Regions from separate parts of the Homo sapiens genome. Here region 1 is linked to region 2. Evidence: chromatin contacts called from ENCODE Hi-C or POLR2A ChIA-PET data. All regions are on one chromosome and are shown on one strand. The core of a region is the stretch at or near the end of the contact, and the rest is flanking DNA. Distances in the headings are between cores, read along the strand shown. Region 1 overlaps OSBPL9 (oxysterol binding protein like 9). Region 2 overlaps OSBPL9 (oxysterol binding protein like 9).

What was found. A loop is a pair of places that touch in the nucleus more often than their neighbours do. ChIA-PET counts read pairs that join two places held with the same protein, here RNA polymerase II (POLR2A).
Region 1: a loop to region 2 is called in a map of Calu3, with 7 times the contacts of the local background. The contact joins two enhancer-like sites. A Hi-C loop is called at or near these places in 6 of 168 maps with a recorded cell type or tissue (CD14-positive monocyte, CD4-positive, alpha-beta memory T cell, Caco-2 and 3 more). POLR2A ChIA-PET finds 5 or more read pairs at or near these places in 7 of 52 experiments (A549, AG04450, CD4-positive, alpha-beta T cell and 4 more).

The regions. Positions count from the first base shown.
Region 1 is chr1:51,643,299-51,649,682 of GRCh38, reverse strand. All of the region lies in intron 1 of OSBPL9 (oxysterol binding protein like 9), which reads right to left. Among named protein-coding and RNA genes, the nearest start is that of OSBPL9, 29 kb to the right of the region's middle. RefSeq lists a silencer at 1,655-1,863. Within about 2 kb of position 4,920, at least 7 of the 41 ENCODE cell types and tissues checked have a DNase peak (open chromatin) inside an H3K27ac peak, as active enhancers do.
Region 2 is chr1:51,687,183-51,693,046 of GRCh38, reverse strand. All of the region lies in intron 3 of OSBPL9 (oxysterol binding protein like 9), which reads right to left. Among named protein-coding and RNA genes, the nearest start is that of OSBPL9, 73 kb to the right of the region's middle. Within about 2 kb of position 2,691, at least 8 of the 41 ENCODE cell types and tissues checked have a DNase peak (open chromatin) inside an H3K27ac peak, as active enhancers do.

The sequences.
Region 1 (6,384 bases), core at 3,671-6,170, 46 kb after region 2:
AGGCTCCTCCCAGTCAAGGAAAAAGATCAGGGAAGGAAGCAAAACTGAAATGATCAGGTTTCAAGTTTCAACCTGGGGCTTTAAAAAAGAAAGAAAGAAAAAAGAAATCTGATAAAAAGAAAGGGAAGGTAGTGGGGGAAAGGCCATTCCAAGACAAGGAAACAACATCAGCGAAGGCACAGATGTAGAAAACTTTACTTTCCTATTCATAGGAGAGTAGATGTACAGACAAGAGCACAGGGTGCAGACAGGAACTTACAGATAAGACTGAAGGCCAGGAACAGTGGCTCACGCTTGTAATCCCAACACTTTGGGAGACTGAGGTGGGCAGATCACTTGAGTGAGGCCAGGAGTTCAAGGCCAGCCTGGCTAACGTGGTGAAACCCTATCTCTACTAAAAATACAAAAATTAGCTGGGCATGGTGGTGCACACCTGTAATCCCAGCTACTTGGGAGGCTGAAGTAGGAGAATCCCTTGAACCTGGGAGGCGGAGGTTGCAGTGAGCAGAGATGGCACTGCTGCACTCCATCCTGGGAAACAGTGTGACTGTTTCAAAAAAATTAAAATTAAACATTTTTTAAAATGAGGCTGAAAAGAAGATTACAGGGACCAGATCCTGAAGGGTCTGAAAAAAAACATGGAGTAGTTAAGGAAATTTAACTTTATTCAATAGTTAATGGGGAGCTACTAAAGGTTTACAAAGAGGGCAATAGCATTCTTAAAGGTGTGTTTTAGAAAAATAACACCGTTAAATAAGAGGACTTGGAGAAAGGGATAATAGCAACATTAATAATAACAATAGCAGAAGCAGCAGATCCTCACTCATTGCTGCCCCTTATGTAACAGGCACTTTATATACAGTAAACCTTACAAGCCTTTGCATGGTAAGAATTATTCCTATATTAAAAATGAAAATGACACTAGGGATATCAAGTAAGTTACCCAGTGTTACATATGTAAAATGTGGCTGAGTTGCACAGTTGGAGATGCCTGTCCGGCAAATCATTCTCCCAGACCTTATCTGAGCTGTAATAGCATCAAATTATCCTCTTTCACAATAGCACAGGGCCCTCTCCCTCCCTCTCTCCACTCAGCTTTAATGCGGGGCTATAGGGAAGCTGGTGTGACTGCTTTCACCAGACACAGCCTTTTCTGATAAAGGAAGCTGACCAATCACAGGACCCACTACCCCACAGGGCAGGACAGAGTCATCTCCCAGGAAGTTTTTCAACCGGGGCAAAGGGAAGAGCTCCCTCCTATCTGCTCTTGAAGCTGTGAGGTACAGAGGCCACTGGTCCTGTGCCTTCTATGCGAAGAAAGCAAGCCTACACAGCAAGAGAAGCACAGAGATAAGGAGGAAAGTCCCAGCTGCCAGTGATCTTCAGCTACCTCCTGGTCTGAAGCAAATCTGTCTAAGCCAATGCCATTCACCAAATATTAGGTTATTTCTGATGAATCCTAGTAGCTTCTGGTAATGAAAGAAAGGTAGCTGACATAACGCCAGCAATCTTCCTACTGAGTGTTATCTTACCAATGTTCTGAAACCTGCTAACAAATGTCCTTTTTCAAGCAAATTGGCACAAATAGATATGTGGTCTACAGCCCAGTAACTGTCACTCTCTCTGCCTCCAGCTACAAGGCCCGGTACCTTAAAAAAGGACCACTCTGAAATGAATGCTACTGTCTTTTCAGCTGGATGACAAAACAGGATTACCCCCATGAAGTGGGAATATCGAACTGATATGTTCTACTCAGAAGGGGTTCTCGGGCTACTCCTGAGCTCAAGCAATCCACCTGCCTCAGCCTCCCAAAGTGCTGGGACTACAGGTGCGAGCCACTGTGCCTAGCCAAAAGTTGGTTCTTTAAAAAATCAACAAAATTGATAAATCATTAGCTAGACTGACCAAGGAAAAAAAAGGGGATTCAAAGTACTAAAATCAGGAATGAAAGAAAAAAAACATTATTACCAATCTTACAAAAACAAAAAAATTCTAAGGAAATACAAGGAACAACAAATTAGATGAAACCAATAAATTCCAAGAAAGATATAAACTGCCAAAACTGACTAAAGAAAAAATAGAAAATCTGAATAGACGTAAAATAAGTAAAAAGACTGAATTAGTAATCAAAAAACTTCTCACAAAGAAAAGCGCAGGCCCAGATGGTGAGTTCTATAAAATGTTTAAAGAATTAACGACATACCTTCACAAACTCTTCCAAAATATAGAAGAGCGAACACTTTCCAATTTTTTCTATAAAGCTAGTATTATTCTAATACCAAAACCAGAAAAAAAATCGTACGTAAAAAACAGTATCTGTTTCTAATATAGATGGACAAATTCTCAACAAAATACTAGCGAACAAAATCCAGCAAGATATAAAAAGGATTATATACTATGACCAAGTGGGATTTATCCCAAGAATACAAGGTTGAGTCAACGTATAAGAAACAATCAATATAATATACCATATTAATAAAATAAAGAACAAAAATCACATGATCATCTCAAAAGACACAGAAAACGTACTTTTAAAAAAATCTAACACCATTTCATGATAAAAACCACTCAACAAACTAGAAACAGAAGGGAACTTCTTTGAGTTAATAAGGGGCATCTATGAAAAGCCCAAGGTAACCGCATATGTAATGATGAAAGATTAAAAGCTTTATACCTAAGAACAAGACAAAAATGTCTTATCTTGCTACTCCTGCTCAACACTGTACTGGAGGTACTAGCCAGAGAAATCAGGCAAGAAAAGGAAATAAAGGCATCTAGATTAGAAAGGAAGAGTTTAAAGTATTTCTGTTTGAAGAAGACATAACCTTCCATATAGAAAATCCTAGGGGGCTGGGTGCAATGGATCACACCTGTAATCCCAGCACTTTGGGAGGCTGCAACAGGTGGATCACTTGAGGTCAGAAGTTCAAGACCAGCCTGGCCAACATGGTGAAACCCCATGTCTACTAAAAATACAAAAATTAGCTGGGAGTGGTGGGCGCCTGTAGTCCCAGCTACTCAGGAGGCTGAGGCTAGAGAATCGCTTGAACCCAGGAGGTTGTAGTGAGCCGAGATTGTGCCACTGCACTCCAGCCTGGGCAATGGAGCAAAACTCCGTCTCAAAAACAAAAAACAACAACAACAAAGAAAATCCTAAGGAATCCACACCAAAAACAAACTATTAGAGCTAATAAATGAGCTCACCAAAGTTTCAAACAGAAATTCAATAACAAAAATTAATTGTATTTCTATACTTTCAGATTTAAAAAATTTGGAGATATAACTAAGAAAACAATTCCATTTATAATAGCATCAAAAGGTAAAATACTTATTAATAAATTTAATAAAAGAAGCATAAGACTTGTACACTGAAAACTACAAAACAACACAAGGAAATTAAAGAAGACCTAAATAAATAGAAAGATACCTCATGCTCTTAGATTGAAAGACTTAATGTTGTTAAGATGGCAGTACTCCCTAAATTGATTTACAGATTCAATATAATACCTATCAAAATCCTAACTCCCCTTTTCTGTTGTAGAAATTGATAAGCTGATGCTAAAATTCAGTGGTTTTGCAAGGGACCCAGAATAGCCAGAACAAACTTCAAAAAAAGAACAACATTGGAGGACTCACACTTCTCAATTCCAAAATGCAACACAAAACCACAGTAATAATAGACAGTGTGGTACTGACATTAGGATATGCATAGGATCAATGGAATAGAATTGCAAGTATAGAAATAAACCCATACATACATAATCAAGTGATTTTTTTTTACAAGAGTGCCAAGACTATCCAATAGGGAATAGTCTTTCCAACAAATGATGATTAAACCATATGTAAAAGAATGAAGCTGGATACCTACCCTATGCCATAAAAAAAAGTTAACTCAAAATGGATCCAAGACCTAAATTTAAAGGGTAAAACTATTAAGTTCTTAGGTAAAAACGTAGGTATAAATCTTTGTGACCTTGGAATCAGCAATGGTTACATGATACCAAAAGCACAAGCAATAAAAGAAATATTAATAAACTGGGCATCATCAAAATTAAAAACATTTGTCCTTAAAGAACACTATCACACTAAGGCAGGAGGATCCCTTGAGCCCAGGAGTTTGAGGTTATGATGAGCTATAATCATGCCACTGCACCATAGCCTGGGCAACAGAATGAGACCCTGTCTTAAAAAAAAAACCAACCAAACAAACAAAAAACACTACCAAGAAAGTGAAAAGACAAACCAAAGAATGAGAGAAAATATTTGCAAATCATATATATCTGGGTAGGGGTATAGTATCGAGAATATATACAGAACTCGCACAACTCAACAATAAAAAGACAACCCAATTTAAAAATGGGCAAAGGATGTGAGTAGATATTTTGCCTAAGAAAATCAAGTTAAGAAGATAGTTTCAGCTGGTGATAAGTGTTAAGAAAATAAAGGAAGGTGATTGTCTTAGTGCATCTTGTGCTACTATAACAGAATACCAGAGACTGCATAATTTATAACAGAAATTTATTTTCTCAAGTTTTAAGGGGCTGGGAATTCCAAGATCCAAGCACCAGCATCTGGTGAGAGCCCTATTTATCGCAGAGCAGAGGGTGGAAAGGCAAAGAGTACAAGTGAGCGAGCCCTTTTTGTGATGGCGTTGATCTGTTTACAAGGGGACTGCCTAAACACTTTCCATTAGCCCCCACTTCCCAACACTGTTGCAGTGTTGCAGTTAAGTTTCCAACACATGAATGCTGGGGGACACATTTAAATTAGAGCAGTGATGATCAGAAAGTTATTGTTGGGAAAGGAGGTTCTATTTTAACTTAAGTAGCTTGAAAAAGCTCTTCAAGGAGTTGATACAAGAACTGAGATTTGAATTAGAGGACCGAGTAAAGTGAAGAATCTGCGGGCAAAGTCCCAGGCAGAGGGAAGAGCAGGAAATGATTCATCAGTAGACTTGCTCTCCCATTCTCGGCAAGGGCTATTTCACATTTTCTCCACTCTCTCCCTCAGCACATCTCCACCTGGCTTTCTCAAAGGCATTTAAAACTCAACATGGGCTGGGCGCGGTGGCTCACCTCTATAATCCCAGCACTTTGGGAGGCTGAGGCGGACAGATCACATGAGGTCGGGAGTTCAAGACCAGCCTGGCCAACATGGTGAAACCCTGTCTCTACTAAAAGTACAAAAATTAGCCGGGTGTGGTGGCACACGCCTGTAATCCCAGCTACTAGGGAGGCTGAGGCAGCTAGAATTGCTTGAACCTGGGAGACAGAGGTTGCAGTGAGCCGAGATTGCGCCACTACACTCCAGCCTGGGCAACAGCGCAAGACTCCGTCTCAAAAACAAAACAAAACAAAACTCAATATGTATAAAACTAACTCGTGATCCTGTCTCTCTTCCATCCAATCAATCAAAGTCCCCTCATTTCTGTCTCATAAAAGCTCTCAAATCTTCTTTCATGAGGTCATAAGGGAAAAAGAAAAACAAACTCTCAAAACCTTTCATTTAACCTCATCTCTACCATCAACCACCCCAATCCAGCCCTCTACAATACATCCCAATATTGTATCACCTGCTTTTTTTTTTTTTTTTTTTTTTTTTTTTAGACAAGGTCTCACTCTGTTGCCCAGGCTGGAGTGCAGTGGCACAATTTTGGCTCACTGTAACCTCTGCCTCCTAGGCTCAAGTGATCCTCCCACCTCAGCCTCCAGAGTAGCTGGGACTACAGGCATGTGCCACCACACCCAGCTAATTTTTTTTTTCCTTGTAGAGAAGGGGTTTCGCCTTGTTGCCCAAGCTGCCTCAAACGCCTGGGCTCAAGCGATCTACCCACCTCAGCCTCCCAAAGTGCTGAGACTACAGGAGTGAGCCACCGTACCCAGCCTGTATCACCTTCTAATTCTTCTCTATCTCTTCTTCCTCTCCTCCAATCCTTTCTCCACACAGGAGCCAGGAGTCTTTTCAAAACATGAATCTGATCAGGTTACTTCTTCGATTAAAAAACAAAACAAGCAAGCAAGCAAAAAAAAGTACTTCATGGCTCTACATTGCACTTAAAATAAAATGCACATTTATCAATTTGCTCTCTCTAGAGACCCTGCTTGGCCTGGCTCCAGCCTACCTCAAAATACCCCATCATCCCTGGGCCCCACCCACACTCATCTTTCAGTTCCCTGAACCAGCCAATCACTTTCTTGCCTAAGGACTTTTACATGGATTGTTCTCATTGCCTGAAGTGCCTTTACTCATCTACCCTCACTCTTTTTACTGGCTAATTCCTACTTACCCTCAGTTCCCTGAGGAGGGAAGCTTTACCTGAACCTCTAGAGCAGATAGCCAACCCTTCACTTCTAACAAGGATATAATAAAACCCTTTTTTTCCCA
Region 2 (5,864 bases), core at 1,442-3,941:
TGGTAGTCATAATTATAGGACAAGTGATAATTTGTCACCTTTTCAGATGCTATCTTCTCAATGAACTCTTCTAAACAGCATAGACTAAAACCTGGCCCCCTAACCGAGCATTCTCAATTCCCATTATCCTGCACTATCTTTTTCTTTTCTCTATTGTACTTATCCCTTCTAACATATACAGTCATGGACTGCAATGACATTTAGTCAAAGACAGACTGCAGGCGGGGTGCAGTGGCTCACTCCTGTAATCCCATCACTTTGGGAGGGTAAGGTAGGAGGATTGCTAAGCCCAGGAGATCAAGGCTGCAGTGAGCCATGATCATGCCACTGTACTCCAGCCTGAGTGACATAGCAAGAACCTGGAAAAAAAAAAAAAAAGAAGAAAGAAAGGAAGGGAGGGAGGGAGGGCAAGGAAGGAAGGAAGGAAGGAGAGAGAGAAAGGAAAAGGAAGAAAAGGAGGGAGGGAGGGATTGCATATATGACAGTGGTCCTGTAAGATTGTAATTCCTATCACCTAGTGACATAGCCACCCTGATGCTGTCCTAACTTTGCAGGGCGTTTGTGGCAATGCTGGTGTAAACAAATCTACTGCTCTGCCAGTCATAAAAAAGTATGGCATGTACAGACATGTATGGTTATAATGCTTGATAATGATAATAAATGACAATGTGACTGGTTTATGTATTTACTATACTATACTTTTTAACATTATTTTACTTTATACTTATTTATTTCAGACGAGGTCTTACTCTGTTGCCCAGGTTAGAGTGCAGTGGCACAATCAGAGCTCACTGCAGCAGCCCTGACCTCCCAGGCTCAAGCGATTCTCTCACCTCAGCCTTCTTAGTAGCTGAGAATACAAGGTGCATGCTACCACGCCTGGCTAATATTTAAAAATTATTTGTAGACACAGGGTCTCGCTATGTTGCCCAGGCTGATCTCAAACTCGTGGACTCAAGCAATCCTCCTGCCTGGCCTCCCAAAGTGCTGGGATTGTAAGTGTGAGCCACTGCACTCAGCCTTTTTATCTTTATTTTAGAGTGTATGCCTTCTATTTATTTATTTTTTAAAGCTGTAAAACAGCCTCAGGCAGGTCCTTCAGGAGGTATTCCAGAAGAAGGTATTGTTATCATAGGAGATGATAGCTCTATGCCTGTTATTGCCCCTGAAAACCTTCCAGCGGGACAAGATGTGGAGGCAGAAGACAGTGATATTAAAGTTCCTGACCCTGTGTAGGCCTAGGATCATGTGTGTGTTTGTATCTTCATTTAAAAAAAAACAAACTTTAAAACATAAAAAAAAATCTTAAATAGAAAAAAGCTTAGAGAATAAGGATATAAAGAAAATATTTTTATAACTATACAATATGTTTGTGTTTTAAGCTAAGTATTATTACAAAAGAGACATGAAGTTAAAAAAATTAAAAAGCTTATCCAGTAAAAAAAGTTACAGCAAGCTAATGGCTGGGTGCGGTGGCTCAAGCCTGTAATCCCAGCACTTTGGGAGGCCGAGGCAGGTGGATCACAAGGTCAGGCGTTCGAGACCAGCCTTAGGTGTACATTAGGCTAGTGAAACCCCGTGTCTACTAAAAATACAAAAACTAGCCGGGCATGGTGGCGCTCGCCTGTAATCCCAGTTACTCAAGAGGCTGAGGCAGGAGAATCGCTTGAACCCAGGAGTCAGAGGTTGCAGTGAGCCGAGATCATGCCACCACACTCCAGCCTGGGCGACAGAGTGAGACTCCATCTCAAAAAAAAAAAAAAAAAAAAAAAAGTTACAGCAAGCTAAGGTTAGTTTATTATTGAAGAAAGAAAAAATTTTTAAATAAATCTAGTGTAACCTAAGTGTACAGTGTTTATAAAATCTACAGTGGTACACAGTAATGTCCAAGGCCTTCACATTCACTCACCACTCACTTACTGACTCACCCAGAGCAACTTCCAATCCTGCAAGCTCCGTTCATGGTAAGTGCCCTATACAGGCATACCATTTTTTATCTTTTATGCTATATTTTTACTGTATCTTTTCTATGTTTAAATACACAGATACTTATCATTGTGTTACAACTATCTACAGTATTTACTTCAGTAATACTCTACAGGCTTGTAGCCTAGGAACAATAGGCTATCTCATGTAGCTTAGGTGTACATTAGGCTATCCCATCTAGGTTTGTGTAAGTACACACTGTGATGTTGGCACAATGATGAAACTGTCTAATGACGCATTTCCCAGAACCGATCACCATCATTAAGCAACACATGATTGTATACTTATTCATGTTTATTTCTCCCTCCTGCTTCTGAAATATAAGCTCTACAAAGGCAGGGATCTTTATCTGTTTTATATATTGATGTATCCCAAGCCCCTAGAATAATGCCACCCATATAGGTGCTCAATAAATATTTGCTGAATGAGGAATGATGATCCACTAATTTATTATTCAGTGCAGGGTTCCATTATTATATTTAGAGACTAAAATTAGATTTCCTAAGAAATCTTTATTTTTGCTTAATGATCCTTTTAAAGCTGCCACAATTGGATCTTTCAACAATTTATGAATAGTTTTAGCTGAAGTCTCCAAAACTGTCAGATAAAATGCAGGCAAATATTTACACAAGTGTTCCTCCCCCACAACTTCCACTTCGACAATATGAGGCAATGCTGTGAGTCTCTGGAACAAAGTCAGCACTGTAGTGGGCAACCAGGTATCAGTGATTCACTCAAAGCAGACAATGAAAACCAAATGTAGATTAATGGGTTCTTTTCAGTTCATTCTAAAATCACATGCTTCTTAGTTAAATTATTACTAGTCAATGGAAAGCCTCACCAAATTTATCTGTAAATATATCCTAAAAAATGTAGCTCCTACAGTAAATATTTCCTATTTTAACTCTAGGCTTCAGAGAAGGCCTAATCTTAGGTCATTATTTCTTAATTTTGAAATCTAGAAAAATCAGGATTTGAGTTTTTAATCTTTAAGATACATTAATATAATACCGAAAGGACTACAAAAATGTTAGAAATAGGATGGTTTTAGAGAATTCACTCAAATGTCAATAAGGAGGTTGCTTTGGCAGAAAAGAATCCAGAAAAAGGGAGAACAGGAAGCTTAAAAAGCTATAGAAAGAATGAACCTGGGTCATGTCATTGACAGGAGATAAAGAAAAGATGGAATCCAATGGACATGGTAACTCATCAGATACAGAGAGGAATGTAGGGAATGTAGACTTAGGGAAACAGAAGGCTTCAAATTTGGCTAATTGGGTAAATGAAGTGCTGTTTTATAACATAGAGAAAACAGGAAGAAAATCAGATTAGGAGGTGGTAGGTTACCAAAATTTTATTTGGGGCTGGAAGAGTCTCAGACTCAACTAATCCTGAAATTTGGTAAACTTGACCTCTGCAAGAATCTTATTAAAAGAGGTTTTATTGAATATTAACCTTCCTTCTCCAGGGAAAGCCAAAATGTAAAATATATCTTTAACATATTCTGGGGAAGAAAAGAGAAAGAAGAATGACAGGAGGTAATTAGAAGAAGCTAAAGCTAAATCTCAATTCATGAGGGAAAATATAGAACTTCAAAAATACCTGCCCATTGATTACCAAGGCTAAGAGTTTCAGAAAGGAAGAATATTACACATCATTCAACTTTTGAGTAAGTCAATGAAAGGAAAGAAAGAAAAAAAAATGCCTGTTAGAAAATTCAGGAAAGAAACTAAAGCAAGGCCAAAAATATAAATCTATAGGAAAAAAGAATTTGCTACTGAATTCTTTTGTTGGCTTCCAAGGCAAGCAAAGCCAAAACAGATGTGGCCTAACAGAGTAACAGAACCACATTATAAGAAATTACCATGACTGATTTATGTTACTATAAATAAAATGTTTAGAGAATTTTCTGAAAACAGATGTTATTCCTTACACATTGCAGGTAAGGAAGCCCTTTAGACTTAAAAAGAATATGCAAATATTTCTTCAGGGTATAAGGTAGAGTGAAGGTATTTCTGCATTATAATCTTATAATATTCCTGGTAAACAACCTTTCTGAAGGCTTCACTCTTTGCCCTCAGTAGCTTTCCAAGGACTTCTGCTCAGGGCAAAGAACTAGCAGTAAGCTACTTCCTCCCTTCTCTATATTTAGCATAAGCTGTTAATATAATATCTTCACCTTTCTTTCAGAGAGCATATAGTCCTAGACCAAGGCTGCAATATAAACTCAGACATAATCCAAGTACACTCCACAAGCTTTAACTCCATCTCATAAAACACAATCTATATATAGTAAAATGTCACTGATTCAGCCCTCCCTACATTTAGGACTTACAATGATTTATACCAAATCACTATGCTTAAATCAAATTCATTAAGTACAAAATGTAAAAACTTTTTTAAAATTCTTTTAAAAAATTTTTTTAGTTTATTTTTATTTTTTAGAGACAGGATCTTGCTCTGTTGCCCAGGCTGGTGTGCACTGACACAATCATAGCTCACAGCAGCCTCGAACTCCTAGATTCAAGTGATCCTCCCACCTCAGCCTCCCAAGTAGCTAGGATTATAGATGCATAACACCATGCCCTGGTAATTTCAAAAGGATCTCGCCTCTTTGCTTAGGCTGGTCTTGAACTCCTGGGCTTGAGCAATCCTCCTGACTCAAACTCCCATAGTATTGAGATTACAGGCATAGGCTACCATGCCTGGCCCAAGAAATTCTTGATGACATGCCAAAAAATATATATTAGACAACAATGTTAAACTTAGTTCTAGTTTCTATATATAAAGCTAGAAAAGGTATTTCTTTTCAGATAGGCTATGGCTCAGATTCACTTCTCTCTACCATGAACCAACCTGTCCACATTGCTAAAATTCAACTGCACATTGCATTTATGGCATTACCCTGATTTATCTCATTAGTTGAAAATGTAAATTCCTCAAAAGTTTTGTAAGCTACCTAAAAACTCCCACAGAGAGAACATGGTCAAGCGTCAATTTTTATACTTCGAATAGTCATGTTCCATTCATAGTCCATCCATTGACAATCAGGATGTACCCTGTGTAAGTAAAAGCAACCACCGTTACTGCCTTGGTTCAAACCTTCACCATCTCTCACCAGAGCCTCTGCAGTAAGCTCCACACTAGGCTCCTTGTCTCCAATCTCACTTCTCTTCACTCTGGTTCCTAGTGTTCCCTCTGAGCCACAAATGTGACGAGGAGGCTTCCCTGACTAAAATTGCCCTTTCCTAATTTACAGAAAAGGTGTTTTAACCTATCATTCTGGTGTATGAGATCTTTGATGATCTATCTAGTTCCAGCTCAACTCAAGCCTCCTTCTCCTCACCTCCCGTGTATTCTAAAATATAGGACACTTCTTACATTTCTCAAACAGGTCATCCTTTTCCACACTTCCAAGCTTGTGCATACACGGTTCCCTTTGCTTAGAATGTGCTGCCCCTTTCTCTGCAGGTTGCTAAGTGATCCTTCTTTCCACTTCCAGCCTTGCCAATCTCCACCTCTATTTCATCCTTCAAAACCCACATCAAACATTATCTCTTCTGTGAAGCTTTTCCTTGCCTCTACTAGTTTTCTCTTCAACATTTCCATAGGTCTCTATGGCACTTATGTTGTACTGTAATTATTTGTTCCAAATTACATACTATGCATAAGTTATTTTGCATCCTGTGCTTAAGTTTCCTTATAGTTATCTTTTGGGTTGTTAAAAGAATTAAATGAGAAGATGTACTTAAGCCTTTGGTACAGTTCCTGCTGTACCAGCTGCTATGCTCATCAGTCATTCCTCCTATCAAACTGAGACCCCCTGAATAGCACTCCATCAGTTCTGTATCCCTTGTGCCATCCTCAGTGTGTGGGAT